Regions from separate parts of the Homo sapiens genome. Here region 2 is linked to region 1. Evidence: read pairs that join two places in POLR2A ChIA-PET (ENCODE). Cell type or tissue: PC-9. All regions are shown on one strand. Each heading gives the region's core, and the rest is flanking DNA. Links, peaks and the distances in the headings are about the cores only.

The links. Peaks named below come from ENCODE experiments on the same cell type or tissue, not always from the same donor. Only the 100,000 strongest peaks of a DNase experiment are listed, where the experiment ranks them.
Region 2: POLR2A ChIA-PET joins it to region 1 with 15 read pairs; 22 of 35 experiments call an interaction of 5 or more read pairs at or near these places.

The regions. Positions count from the first base shown.
Region 1 is chr7:44,751,492-44,754,409 of GRCh38, reverse strand. The region is part of intron 1 of ZMIZ2 (zinc finger MIZ-type containing 2); the gene reads right to left. Among named protein-coding and RNA genes, the nearest start is that of ZMIZ2, 4.1 kb to the right of the region's middle. In PC-9, for the core only: no CTCF peak of the experiment used is centred there; no DNase peak of the experiment used is centred there.
Region 2 is chr7:44,807,660-44,810,577 of GRCh38, reverse strand. No RefSeq gene overlaps it. Among named protein-coding and RNA genes, the nearest start is that of PPIA, 12 kb to the right of the region's middle. In PC-9, for the core only: no CTCF peak of the experiment used is centred there; a DNase peak (open chromatin) is centred at 1,387.

The DNA.
Region 1 (2,918 bases), core at 304-2,803:
TCACACCCTCAGGGGAGGCAAGACTTGATTCCCAGCCCATAGGCTCCTCCCCTTGCTCCCCCAGACCAAGTCCTGCCCAGGAAGCAGGGGTGAAGAAAACCAGGGGCTGATGGCTCCAGAAGGCTCCAGGCACCTGGACTCTAGGCAAGAACAGGCCTGGGAGCTGAGATGGCCCAGCCAGGCAAGGTAGGGGTGGCAATCCCAGTCCCATAGCCTGACTCAGGAATAGTGATGTTGGGGGACAGAGGAACCTGCCAACAGCCAGAAACTCCTCCCCAGAACTGCTGGGTGGGGCCTTGAGCAGCCATACACAGATTTTAGGACTTAGAATATAGATATGGTAATCAAAACTGTGTGGTACCAACATGGGAACAGAACCATGGGCCAACAGGCGAGACCAGAGAATCTGAAATTGATTTGCACAAATAGGCCCAAACAATGTCTGACAAAGGTGCGAGAGCAATTCAAAGGAGGAAGGACAGCCTTTCCAACCAATGGTGCTGGGACAATGGAGCAACTGGGCATCAAAACAACAAACAAAAAACACCTAAACTTCACACCTTATACAGAAAGTAACTCAAAATGGTTTATAGATTTAACTGTAAAACATAAATCTATAAAATATTCAGGAAAATATATAGGAGAAAATCTTTGTGATCTAGGCCAAAGAGCTCTTAGACCTGATACCAAAGGCATGATCCATAAAAGAAAAAAACTGATAAACTGGACTTCATCAAAATTAAAATTTTTCCTTCGGGAAAGGCCCTGCTAAGAGGATGAAAAGATAAGTTACAGGCCAGGAGAAATATTTGCAAGCTGCATATCCAACAAAGGACTAGTATCTAGAACATATAAAGAATTCTCAGCCAGGCACAGTGGCTCACACTTATAATCCCAGCACTTTGGGAGGCCGAGGCAGGAGGACTGCTTGAGCCCAGGAGTTCAAGATCAGTCTGGGCAACAGAGTGAGACCCCCGACTCCTCAAGAAATTTAAAAATTAGCTGGGCGTGGTGGCATGCACCTGTGGTCCCAGCTTTTCAGGAGGCTGCAGTGGAGGGATCACTTGACCCCAGAAGGTGGAGGCTGGGGTGAGACATGATCATGCCACTGTACTCTAGCCTGGATGACAGAGTGAACCATGATTTAAAAAACAAAACAAAACAAAAAAAGAATTCTCAAAACTAAAAAAAAAAAAAATTAAAATTAAAAACTCCAATTAGAAAATAAGCAAAAAACATAAAGAGACACTTTGCCAAAGAGAATATACAGATGGCAAATAAGCATAAGAAAAGATGCTCAGCATCACTAGTCAGTGGGGAAATGCAAATTAAAACCACAGTGAGATATCACTATACATCCATCAGAATGGCTAAAATAAAAAATAGTGACATCACTAAATGCTGGCAAGGAGAAACTGGATCTCTCACACATTACTAGTGGGAATGTAAAATGTACAGCCACTCTGGGAAACAGTCTGGCCGTATCATATGGAACTAAGCAAGCAGCTACCCTACTATGACCCAGCAACTGCACTTGTACGCATTTATCTCAGAGAAATGAAAACTTATGTTCACATAAAAACCTGTACACAAATGTTTATAACTGCTTTATTTGCAAGAGCTATGGAATGGAAACAGCCCAGATGTCCTTCAATGGATGAAGAGTTAAATCAACGGTGGTACATCCATAGCCCGGATGCAATATAAAGGAATGAACTACTGATATATGCAACAACCTGGATGAATCTCCAGAGAATTAATGCTCGGTGGAAAAAGCCAATCCCAAGAGGCTACACGGTGTACGATTCCTTTATTTAGCATTCTTGACACACCAAAATTAGGGAAATGGAGAACAGATTGGTGATTGCCAGGGGTTAAATGTGGGGGTAAAGAGAAAGGTACTAATCTCTTCTCCATTTCTGTAATTTTGGCAGGAGGAAGGTGGGCGTGAATATAAGAAGGCAACAGGCTGGGCACGGTGGCTCACGCCTGTAATCCCAGCACTTTGGGAGGCTGAAGTGGGCAGATCATTTGAGGTCAGGAGTTCGAGACCAGCCTGGCCAACATGGTGAAACCCCAACTCTACTAAAAACATAAGAATTAGCTGGGCAAAAACTAACCGGGCGTAGTGGTGGGCGCCTGTAATCCCAGCTACTCAGGAGGCTGAGGCAGGAGAATCATTTGAACCCAGGAGGTGGAGGTTGCAGTGAGCCGATCGCACCATTGCACTCCAGCCTGGGCAGCAAGAGTGAAACTCCATCTCAAAAAAAAAAAATAGAAGGCAACAGGCTGTAACCTCTTTACTGTATCAGTGTAGTGTCCTGGTGCAATGTTGTACTAGTTTTCCAAGATGTTACCATTGGGGCAAACTGGGTAAAGGACAGAATAAATCTCTCTGTGTCATTTCTTATAATGCACATGAATCTTTAATTTTTTTTTTTTCTTTTTGAGATGGAATCTTGCTCTTTCACCGAGGCTGGAGTGCAGTGGCACGATCTAGGCTCACTGCAACCTCCACCTCCCAGGTTCAAGCGATTCTCCTGCCTCAGCCTCCTGAGTAACTGGACTACAGGTGTACACCACCATAGTCCATGCCTGGCTAATTTTTGTATTTTTAGTGGAGATGAAGTTTCGCCATGTTGGCCAGGCTGGTCTTGAACTCTTGACCTCAAGTGATCCACCCACCTCGGCCTCCCAAAGTGCTGGGATTAGAGGTGAGCACCACTGTGTCCAGCCAATAATTTCAAAATAAAAAGTTTAATTACAATACAACTGCTACCACCAGCCTTCTGTCTCCGCAGAACTGCTGTGACAATCTTTCCCCACTAGAAAGCTGGTTGGGTTGGCTGGCCACTTTGCTGTCCCAAGAACAGAGAGGGAATCTGGCAGGCAAGCAGATGTGCCCCCTCCCCCGCCCG
Region 2 (2,918 bases), core at 238-2,737, 56 kb before region 1:
CCTGAGTAGCTGGGACCACAGGCTCGCATCCAGTGTGACCACAGGCTCACACCTGGCTAATTTTTGTATTTTTTGTAAAGATGGGGTTTCACTATGTTGCCCAGGCTGGTCTCCAACTCATGAGCTCAAGCAATCTACCTGCCTTGGCCTCCCAAAGTGCTGGGATTACAGGAGTGAGCCACCGTGCCCAGCTGTCCTGAACTTTTTTTTTTTCTTTGATACACAGTCTCGCTCTGTCTCCAGGCTGGAGTGCAGTGGCATCTGCCTCCCAGGTTCAAGTGATTCCCCTGCCTCAGCCTCTTGAGTAGCTGGGACTACAGGTGCGTGCCACCACCCCCGGCTAATTTTTTGTATTTTAGTAGAGACAGTGTTTCACCATGTTGGCCAGGTTGGTCTCGATCTCCTGACCTTGTGATCCACCTGCCTCAGCCTCCCAAAGTGCTGGGATTACAGGCGTGAGCCACTGCGCCCAGCCTGTCCTGAACTTTTAAAAGAGTCAACATCGGCTGGGCGCAGTGGCTCACGCCTGTAATCCCAGCACTTTGGGAGGCCGAGTTTGGAGGATCACTTGAACTCAAGAGTTCGAGACCGACCTGGACAACATCGTGAAACCCCCTCTCTACTAAAAATACAAAAATTAGCTGGGCGTGGTGGCATCAGCCTCTAATCCCAGCTACTTGGGAGGCTGCGGAAGGAGAATTACTTGAACCTGGGAGGCGGAGGTTGCAGTGAGTGAAGATCGCCCATTGCACTCCAGCCTGGGTGACAGAGTGAGACTCTGTCTTAAAAAAAAAAAAAAAAAAAGAGGCCGGGCGCGGTGGCTCACGCCTGTAATCTCAGCACTTTGGGAGGCCGAGGCGGGCGGATCACGAGGTCAGGAGATCGAGACCATCCTGGCTAACAAGGTGAAACCCCGTCTCTACTGAAAATACAGAAAATTAGCCGGGCTTGGTAGCGGGCGCCTGTAGTCCCAGCTACTCGGGAGGCTGAGGCAGGAGAATGGCGTGAACCTGGGAGGCGGAGCTTGCAGTGAGCCGAGATCGCGCCACCGCACTCCAGCCTGGGTGACAGAGCAAGACTCCGTCTCAAAAAAAAAAAAAAAATCATTTTCACTTAAGGGAAACAATGTCGCCATGCACCTGTAATCCCAGCTACTCAAGAGACTGAGATTTAGCCAGTCCCCTAAGATGAATATTTATATTTCCTAAAATTGCATTCATACAGAACCATTGATTCAAATAAACAAGAAAAACATGGAGTAAAAAAAAATAAAGTCCAGGAGTCCAGTCCTGCACTGAGTTCAGGAGTTTGAGGCTTCAGTGAGTTATATTGCACCACTGCACTCCAGGTTGAGTGACAGAGCAAGACTCCATCTCTAAACAAACAAACAAACAAAGTGGGAAGGAGCAAAGACCACACAGTGTATGATTCACTGTAAAAGTCCAGCCAGGCCCAGTGGCTCACACCTGTAATCCCAGCACTTTGAGAGACAGACGTGGGAGGACTGCTTGAGCCCAGAGATCGAGACCAGCCTGGGCAACGTGATGAGACCTCTTCTCTACAAAAAACTTAAAAATTACCCAGACGTGGTGGTACATAGCTGTGGTCCCAGCTACTTGGGAGGCTGAGGCAGGAGGATCACTTGAGCCCAGGAGGTCAAGGTGTTAGTGAATGATGTTCGTGCCATTGCACTTTAGCCTGGGTAACAGAGCAAGACCCTGTCTTAAAAAAAAAAAAAAAAAAAAGTCCAGAAACAACAAATCTATAGAGACAGAAGGCATGTTTGCAGTTGCCAGGTGGTGAGGGGACTGCAGTTGAAGCAAGATTGACCACATATGGAAACAAGGCCTTGTACTGGGGTGATGGAATGCTCTAAAACTAACTGAAAATTATTGAACTGTGCTCTTAAAAAGGGTAATTTTGGCCAGGTGCAGTGGCTCACTCCTGTAATCCCAGCACTTTGGGAGGCCAAGATGGGTGGATCACCTGATGTCATGAGTTTGAGGCCAGCTTGGCCAACATAGTGAAACCCCGTCTCTACTAAAAATGCAAAAATTAGGTGGGCGTCTGTAATCCCAGCTACTTGGGAGGCTGAGGTGGGAGAATCACTTGAATCCAGGAGGGGGTGGTTGCAGTGAGCCAAGATCAAGGCCACTGCACTCCAGCCTGAGTGACAAAGACAGACTCCATCTCACACACACACAAAAAAGGTAATTTCATGGTATGTAAATTATAATCTCAATAAATTTTTAAAAGCTAGTAAGCAGAAATTACAGGTTTTGGTTTTGTTTTGTTTTTTAAGGTGGAAAGACTGCTCTGGAGTAAAAGAAACCAAAGACACCTAACAGTCAAATGTAATGTGTAAAACTAAATTAGATCCTGGGAATGGTGGAGAGAGGAGGAACAGTTATAAAAGACATTCTAATTGTATGTAAATTATACCTTAATAAGAATGATTTTAAAAATACATCCTCATAGAAAGAGCAGGATTGAAATAGAATTTTTTTTTATTTCTTCAAAAAAAAAAAAAAAAAAAAAAAAAACAGGCCAGGCATGGTGGCTCACACCTGTAATCCCAGCACTTTGGGAGGCCGAGGTGGGCAGATCACCTGAGGTCAGGAGTTCGAGGTCAGCCTGATCAACATAGTGAAACCCCATCTCTACTAAAAATACAAAAATTAGCTGGGCATGGTGGTGCCTCCCAGCTACTTGGCAGGCTGTGGCAGGAGAATCACTTGAACCTAGGAGGTGGAGGTTGCAATGAGCTGAGATTGTGCCATTGCACTCCAGCCTGGGTAACAAGAGCGAAACTCTATCTCAAAAAAAAAATAATAAAAATATGGAATACATGTGTAGAACATGCGGGTTTGTTACATAGGTATATGTGTGCCATGGTGGTTTGCTGCACCTATTAACCC